2 separate regions of the Homo sapiens genome follow, and region 1 is linked to region 2. Evidence: chromatin loops called from intact Hi-C (ENCODE). Cell type or tissue: Panc1. All regions are shown on one strand. Each heading gives the region's core, and the rest is flanking DNA. Links, peaks and the distances in the headings are about the cores only.

Region 1 (4,393 bases), core at 161-4,160, 61 kb after region 2:
CATGTAGGGTATGCAGTTTGTTGGTCCTGCTTCCTTCTGTTTGTCATGAATGTGGAGGTGACCATGATTACACATGTGTAGGCCAGTAGCCCAGGAAAGTCAGGCAGCTGAAGGGAAAGGACAGATATTCCATAAGAGTCTCCCTATCTCAGTCTCAAAAAACCAGGGAGGAATTGATACATAGGAAGTGAAGAGTTACATCAGGGGATGACTTCTCTTCTGCCTATCTATGCCTGTCTTTAAAACCTCAGTTTCTATCCCACTAAACCCCATTGCACAGGAAAACTGTTGATCACCGCCAACCACCAGACTCATTAACTTGATTTTTACCATGCTTTGTCTGAGAATATATCCTCAGGCCAATGCAAATCATTAGTGTTCCATAAAAACTGCTTCAAACACATAAAATAGTAACAGTTTATAAGTCATTCCAAATTAGGTGGCAACTACATGTATTTAAAGAGATATACATAAATTATTTCAGCAATTGTGACAAATTGGAAAGAAAGCATGTGGAGTTAGAATGAAAATCATAAGTGACAAGCACAAAATATGTATACAGAGATTATAACACTAAGCAAACCACACATAGAAGAGGAGAGTGGGGTTAGGAGTTATGAATATCAAGCTTGTCCTCAAGTTAAGTGAAAAGCCAGCATGGGCCAGGTGTGGTGGCTTATGCCTGTAATTCCAATACTTTGGGAGGCCAAAGTGTGAGAATAACTTGGGCCCAGGAGTTTGAGACCCACCTGGGCAACATAGTGAGACCCCATCTACACAAACACACACACACAAAAACACACACACACGCACACAATAGCTGAGTGTGATGACATGTGCCTACAGTCCCAGCTATTCAGGAGGCTGAGGCAGGAGGATCACTTAAGCCTCGGAGTTTGAGGCTGCAGTGAGCTGTGATCATGCCATTGCACTCCAGGTTGAGCAGCAGAGCTAGACCCTTTCTATTAAAAAAAAGCAAAAAAACAAAAAACTAACATGCTTCCCCAGTGGGGGAAAAGATGTCAGTATAACATTGGTTTGCAGCAAGAAGTATATTAAGATATTGATCAAAATCCTTTTATTATTTATTTTGTTTTTATTTTTTGAGACAGGGTCTCACTTTGTCATCCAGAATGGAGTGCCGTGGCATGATCTTGGTTCACTACAGCAAAACACACCTGGACCCAAGCTTGCAGTGAGCAATCATGTCTCACTGCAAGCTCCACCTCCTGGGTTCACACCATTATCCTGCCTCAGCCTCCCAAGTAGCTGAGACTACAGGCACCTGCCACCACACCTGGCTAATTTTTTGTATTTTTAGTAGAGACGAGGTTTCACCGTGTTAGCCAGGATGGTCTCGATCTCCTGATCTCATGATCTGCCTGCCTCAGCCTCCCAAAGTGCTGGAATTACAGGCATGAGCCACCGTGCCTAGCCCTATGCCTGGCTAATTTTTTAAATTTTTTTGTAGAGGCAGGGTTTCGTCGTGCTGCCCAGGTTGGTCTCAAACTCCTGAGCTCAAGTGATCCAACAACCCTGGTCTCCCAAAGTGGTGGGATTACATGTGTGAACCACTGCACCTGGCCTCTAAATCGATATAAATCAATTATTCACACACTGAGAGGAATATTCAGGATTTTTTTCTTATAATATAAATGATGTGAAAATCTGGAGAACCAAAGAAGAATGCCAAGACTATCTAAAAGTGTTAAATTTTTCATTAGGAAGAAAATGACTTCATGATAGTAATTAAGACAGTGATAGAACTTGGGGAAATATGTATTCCTTGATGTTTTCTATGCATTTGCAATAATAAACAATGAAAATATGGTTGAATTTTAGAAAGAGATAGGCCTGTGGTATTGTCACAAGGGTATACAAATACTGAGATTGACTTGTTGAGGCAGTGGTCTCCATTGGTGGTGACCTTCAGAAGAGACCTGTGTTTCCACATGGCCTAGACACCTGGAAGGCAGAGATCCTAACATTCCATGACACCCCCACCTTCTAATTCTGATTGTGACTCCAGACCATTACCTGGCACTGGGTCTTACCTCTGGCATTCCTATCAGAGCCTGAACCACAGACAGTACCTTAGAGTCTAAGCTTAGGTACCTTTGTCTTGTTTTTGTGGCTAAGGATTCTCAGAGTTGCGGGATGCTGATGAAATTTATCCCAAAAGTAAGTTATGAATCAGATCTGCTTTCTTTTGACTCATTTAAATCCTTTGTTTAATGTAAAGAAACTTTATTGAGGTATAATTTACAAACTATAAAATTTACCCATTATAATTGTACAGTTGAATAATTTTTAGTAATTTACCCAAGTAGTGCAACCATTACCATAATCCATGCATTTGTTTTTAATTTATTATTTGTCTGGGTTCTGATTCTACTTCCTCAACAAGCTACAGCATGGCAGTATCTGCCACCACTTGTTTTGGTCCAAGGGCAGAAATCAGCATCCTGGAAACCAATCAGTACTTGCGCTCTGAACTGGAAAAGTGCAAACAGAACTTCCAAGACCTCACAGAGAAATTCCTGACATCCAAAGCTACTGCCTACTCCCTGACCAATCACCTGCAGAAATATAGTAGGTCCCAAAGGGGCATGGTCACCAAAGTGATAAATGATTGCCCATCTTTCCTCTGTGAAATGAAACACTGCGGACTTTATTCTCTATCAAAATTAATTTTATGCTAACTACACTCCCAGAAAGGTAGAAGTGGGCCTTTTACTCTCAATTTGCCAAGGACAGAAAAACTGAGGCACAAAGGTGTAAAGTTTGCAGGGCGAGTGTAGTGAGGAATAGAGACTAAAACCTTGGTTTAGGCCTGAAACTGTCTTTCCCCTCTCAGCAATGAATATCAGATTCTACAAACATGTAACATCACTGTTGGTTAAAACATCTCAGGATTCGATTTAAACTTTTTTAAGAGCGCCCATTTGCAAAGCACTGTGCCAACAGCATCAGGGATGAAAGAAGTAATAGTATACCCTATCTGCCTTGAAGGAACTTAAAACTACCTATTCTCAACTGAGTCACAGATATGTGGAGATGCAAACTTCAATAGCAGACACGGAGAAAAATCTTTATGATACCTGGATCAAGATTCTCTTCCCACATAAGTTCAGATAAGCCATTCCTCATGCTCTGGTTAGATTGAGGGTATTTCCAGAAAAATCAGAGACTTTGTAACACCCTTTCTGTCTCTCTCTGAGTATCAACTTTACAGACAGCAAGCAACTGCAGGTGGACATCCAGGATCAGAGCTATGAGACATATGGCCAAAATGAGAACAAGGCCAAGTGGAACAGACTGCCATTCTCAATAGAAGGCCAGGCCAGGTTAGGGGCTGGCCCCTTCCTCTCCACAGTTAGCTCTCACATTTTTAAATCCACTGTAAAATCCCAAACATGTTACTAATAGTCAGGGAAGGGAAGCTGTAATGACAAGGAAACGTGGGAACAAGGGCATGAGAGGAACAGGGATATTAGAAGAGGATTCTGGTTAACATAGAAATTGAGTTTGTTTTCCAATTTCTACAATTATTTTAAAATACATCATTGTGTGGGGGGTGGCTAAAAGTTGCTGTCTAACTTACTGTCATAGAAAAGTAAAGCCAAAAGCCCACTTATTAAAGAAGTGAAAAGATGAGCTTTGGTGTGTGGAAAAACTAGTTTAAAAAAAAAAACCCTTCACTCATTATAATTGTAGGAAAAAAATTTCTCAAGCTAGAGAAGAAGAAAGATATTACCTAAGACCCTAATATAAAGGTATTATTGTGCAGTGATTAAAGAGCATATACCCTAGGGCCAAATTTCCTGGGTTCAAATCTAACTTATCATCACTGTCCCTCAGTTTTCTCATCTGTAATGGTAATAGAGTAGGAACTACCTCTTTGGATGGTGGTGACGATCATATGATGATAATTCTTAAAAACCTACTGCAACAGTACCGTGACAAACACTATGTGTTGGTTTTCCCTTTAAAACACCACCTACTAGCTTTTGGGCATATATCATTTGGATCTTTCTCCTCTATATACAGTTTTACACAGCTGTATACAGATAAATGTTTAAATCTTTGAAATATTTTGGGATTATTGAAACTCCTGACACAGGAGGGCCATCAGTCCTACCATTCTTAGTATCTTCCCAAACACACAGGAAGTCATTATTTCATGCCCTTATGTTCATGTTTTACTTAAGAGGCTGTAAGGCTTGGTAAATTGGCCTTAAGATTTGAAGTCATGGCTGGGTGCATTGGCTCACTTACTGCAATCCCAGTACTTTGGGAAGCCAAGGTGGGTGGATCATTTGCAGTCAGGAGTTTGAGAGCAGCCTGGCCAACATGGTGAAGCCCTGTCTCTACTGAAAATACAAAAACTAGC
Region 2 (4,393 bases), core at 206-4,205:
GCCAGTGGGCAAGGAAGGGGTGAACCATGAAAGCTGAACAGGAGAAAGCAGGTGGAAGAGGGGCAACAGGGTGGAAATAGAGAAAATAAAGGTGGGTAGAGAATGGGGGGACTCAGGGGGAGAGAGAGAGAGAGGGAGAGAGAGATCTAGCCACTAAGGAAGGAAAAAGTCCAGAAGAGAACACTTGTCTGCTTCAGTAAAATAATTTACACCTAACCAGGTGCAAGGGCACTGCAGGTCGTGGGTGGCATGCCCTGGTCATGCTGTGATGTTTAGGGGCCATGACATCTACCCTTTGAATCCAAATCATCAAATAGAGAGGGAACTCTGTCCCTATCTAGCTGGCAATGCCTTGCGATTTTACCTTTTAGATCTGGCAGCTCTCCACATCTGCTCACTTTGTGGGAGGCAGCTCTTGACGCACCAAATCAGGATGATTCAAAAATCAGAGCCTTGGAGACTTCACTGGAAGGCTTGGACAGTGGGAGGTGGTGGCATCCGGAGGGTGGAGTCCAAGAGGTAGCAGCGCTGAGGCTCCACACACCCTCAGGAGGATGGTAAGGGGCAATCTCTTGGTGAGCACCTAACTTCCCCAGGAACCTCTGCCTAGGTGGAAATGGGCCCCACGCCTAGCTTTTCTCTGGACAGGCCCTAGCCAGGGATCCAGGGTACCAGTTGAGTCCTAGGCAATGCAAATGCCTGTGTGCTGACCTTGTGGTGACTGGAAGGAAGCACCATGATCCTTCCACTTGGAACTGGACTTGCAAAGACGATGGCTCCTACTGCTTTCAATTTCCTTGGACTTTCGCAATCAGATTTAGCCTTTTGGAATGTGAACATGACTCTTCTGGGTCACCCCAGGTATGGGGTGGCCTTGGATCTGCTGGTCCTCCCCAGGCCTCAAGGACTGGCTGATATTCATCATCTCGGTTGGTGTCACCGCACTCACAATCCCCAGCAAAGATCCCCCAAAGTGTCCTGACTAGAAACATATTCCTCAACTTCCTCTCAGCTCGTGGTAGCCATTCTTCTGTTAGTGTAGGCTGCGTGTGGGAGGCTGGTGGTGGGTAGGGTGGGAGCCTAGAGAAGGAAGAGGAACGGTAGCCAAAAAGGAGCAGAGAAGGAGGAGGAGGCAGGAAGTATAGAAAGCTGGAGGGAGCTGGGGAAAATGGGTGTGGGGGTAGTGTGAGGAAGACAGGGAGCAGGAGAGAGAGGGGACTGGAAACAGAAGGAGAGGAGGAGGAGAAAGAGGAGGAGAAGAAGGCAGAATAAGAAGAGCAGAAATTCCAGCATATCCCAAATCTTGTTCCAGAAATGGTTATCAGTGCCCCATGGATAAAGGGAAAAGGAAATTTGCAAAGAAAAAGAAAGAAACCCCAGCGGGTAGAGGGTCTCGGCAGAATGTTTATTTCAGAGCAGGAAACTCTGGCAACCCAGGCAGAACTGTTGGCTTTAGTGGAGGCCTAAATATAGCTCTTCTCTGTTCCTAATCCTGAAAGGTGCTTAATCTCATTCTCTGAGATAGAAACCTAAAGAGAAGGGCAGAGAGAGGTAAGTCTGGGGCGACTCCTCCTATTGTAGATTAAAGGTACTCAAGTCCTGTGTGACAAAGAGAAAAAAATACCTGAAAAGGAAATTCTGGTGACTATGGAGGCTGAGAATTCACTTGTCAAATGCTCATAACTGAGAGTATTCTCAACAGCTGGTTCCATGGGTTAATGGTGAGCACCCTGGACTCTGAATCAAGCGATCCGAGTTCAAATCTCGGTGGTACCTTGGTGTCTGCTGGCCTTTTACTCTGGAGCCAGAAGCCACTTTGGGAAGCAAACTCCACCCTCAAAGACAGAGTGAAAGGGATGTGGTTTACATTTGCCCTTCGTACCAAGTCCTGGGTTAAAGAAGAGAAAGGAAGGTTTGGGTCCCGGGGAAGGAAGCTCTGCTGCTGCAAATCCCCTAGTCCCTCCTGCTCCGGCCTCGCAATGCGTCCCCTGCAATGTCCCTCCTCCTCTCCCGTGTCCCTCCTGCTCCGGCCTCGCAATGCGTCCCCTACGATGTCCCTCCTCCTCTCCCTTTTCCTCCTCAGTGGTCTGGGTCCCAGAAACCGGCTTCTTGCAGTGGCCTGCTCCACAGGGAAATTGCCCAAACATCCCATCGGAGTCACCAATCCTGGTCCCAGTCCTGGGCGAGCCTCCCGGCCCCCTGCAATCGGAGGCCCGGACCCCGCAGCCAGCGTCCCAGCAACCGAACAAGTCCCCATCCCCTCTCAGGGCGACCCTGGGCCTCGGGGTGATAGGTTTCCTACACTAAAAGGGCTGCGGCCCCTCAGTGCTAGACCCCGAGATTCCTTTCACTCGGGAAATCTCGTAATCGCATCCATTGTCTTTTTGGTAAGTAAACGGTGACGTGAGAAATTTTGATGGGGTTAGCTCAGTCATTGGTGATTATGTCTCAGTTTAGGGTAGATGGTTTGAGACCTAACTTAGAAGTAACACTGTTTTATTCGGATGGCCCATCCTCTTCCGAATGTTAATTTACTCTGTTCTTCATATTCAGATTTCCATGCCTAATTTCTAGCTCCTACGTCTCTATTGCGGGACCTAAAAGTCGCTGTTTCACTAAGCTTTGGAACCCGACTCCAGGAAATCTCATTCTTTCGTCCCAAAATTTCAACCGTAAAGAGAAATCCGCGCGGCGGCCTCTTCAAGCGCCCGGGCCGGGAGCGCGGGTTCTGACCTTCGGTCGCCGGGCCGGTCTCCCGCAGCACCACGGGTAAGAGGAGCCTGAGCAGCTCGGAGGGATGAGTGCGGGACGGTGGGGGCTCCCCCTCTTCCTGCCAGTACCTTGCCCCAAGGAGAAGATGCCTTAGGACGCGACAGATGAAAAATCTTTTCTTCTGCTTGGCGGAACACTTTGGATGCGGCTTATGGTGGGTCTTGAGAGCAAGCTAAGATGTCCCGCCAGACGCTCAGGACCATCGCTCTGATTTTCATATTTTGCAAATATGAAAATTTTCAGCGGTTACGAAGGACTGAAAAACACCGCAGTCTTTGAGGGGCTCAGTTTGGAGGGCGTGCGGAGGTGTGGGGTGGGAGACGGGAGAGAGGTGCCTTGTTGGCTCCTTGGAGTGGACTGATAGGAAGGAAAACACACAAATTCCATTTCCCCTTGCAGGCTGGACTGCAGGGCCTAGGATGGAAAACTGGGCAGTCAAAGAGCAACAATATGTAGAGGTTGACTGCATGCATTGAAAATTGTTATCCCTCACACCTGTAATCCCGCATTTTGGGAGGCCGAGGCAGTCGGATCACGAGGTCGGGAGATGATCATCTTGGCCAACATGGTGAAACCCCGTCTCTACTAAAATACAAAAATTAGCCGGGCGTCTTGGCGCGTGCCTGTAATCCCAGCTACTCGGGAGGCTGAGACAAGGCAATCGTTTGAACCTGGGAGGCGGAGGTTGCAGTGAGCTGAAGCTGAGATGGCGCCACTGCACTCCAGCCTGGCGACAGAACAAGACTCCGTCGCAAAAAAAAAAAGAAAAGAAAAGAAAGAAGGAAAAAAGGAAGGAAGGAAGAAGGAAGGAAGGAAGAAAACAAAATTGTTATCCCTAGAAAAAAGTGTAGGGGGGACCAGAACACTGCTGTTGTTGCTGTTCACCACCAGCTTTAGAGCATATGTAACTGGTAACTGTACAGTGCATCAAAAATCCTTCCTGTTTACAACCAATTATCACAACTAGCTACAGATTTCTTTGTTCCTTCTCCACTCCCACTGCTTCACTTGACTAAACTTAAAGGAAAAAAAATTGTTTTTACATATGATATTGTTTAAATTGATCCTCAGCCCGTCCTCCTCAAGTAGCTGGGACCACAGGTGTACAACACGGTGCCTAGCTAATTTTGTAGAGACAGGGGTTTTGCCATGTTGGCCAGGCTGGTCTCGAACTCCTGGACTCAAGTGATCTGCCTGCCTGGGCCTCCCAAATTGCTGGGATTACGTGCTGGCCTCCATGCCCAGCCATCATTTGTATTTTGAATTTAAATATTTTATAGTCATAAGTATCACTCTTCAAAGATTCTGAGTTTTGTAGCATGTATATGGTGAGGTTCAGGACACACTACTCCAAAATATAACACCTTGGGGTATTGAATATTTTATGCTAAAGGAATTTGAGAAAACAACAAAAGCAGGAAGGTCACTGTCACCCTCCCCCTGCCCTTCTTCCCCAAAGCAGATCATAAGGCTCTCATGTGAGAGGTGCTCTCTCTGTACCCAGAGGAAAGATGCATTGCTGTGTCTGAAGACACAGCGACACAGAGTCTGAGCACACAGGCCTGGCTACATTTCCCCCAGTTTATTACCATTAGATCATACTCCTTTCATCATATCTCAC

What was found. A loop is a pair of places that touch in the nucleus more often than their neighbours do. Peaks named below come from ENCODE experiments on the same cell type or tissue, not always from the same donor. Only the 100,000 strongest peaks of a DNase experiment are listed, where the experiment ranks them.
Region 1: a loop joins it to region 2, with 11 times the contacts of the local background. A loop is called at or near these places in 2 of 110 quality-filtered maps.

The regions. Positions count from the first base shown.
Region 1 is chr1:148,412,816-148,417,208 of GRCh38, forward strand. It overlaps the pseudogene PDE4DIPP6. Among named protein-coding and RNA genes, the nearest start is that of RNVU1-3, 12 kb to the left of the region's middle. In Panc1, for the core only: no CTCF peak of the experiment used is centred there; no DNase peak of the experiment used is centred there.
Region 2 is chr1:148,351,857-148,356,249 of GRCh38, forward strand. It overlaps the pseudogene TRQ-CTG9-1. Among named protein-coding and RNA genes, the nearest start is that of RNVU1-1, 8.5 kb to the right of the region's middle. RefSeq lists enhancers at 1,669-2,479, 2,480-3,289 and a silencer at 1,801-1,900. In Panc1, for the core only: no CTCF peak of the experiment used is centred there; a DNase peak (open chromatin) is centred at 1,835; H3K4me3 peaks cover 269 bases; H3K27ac peaks cover 442 bases.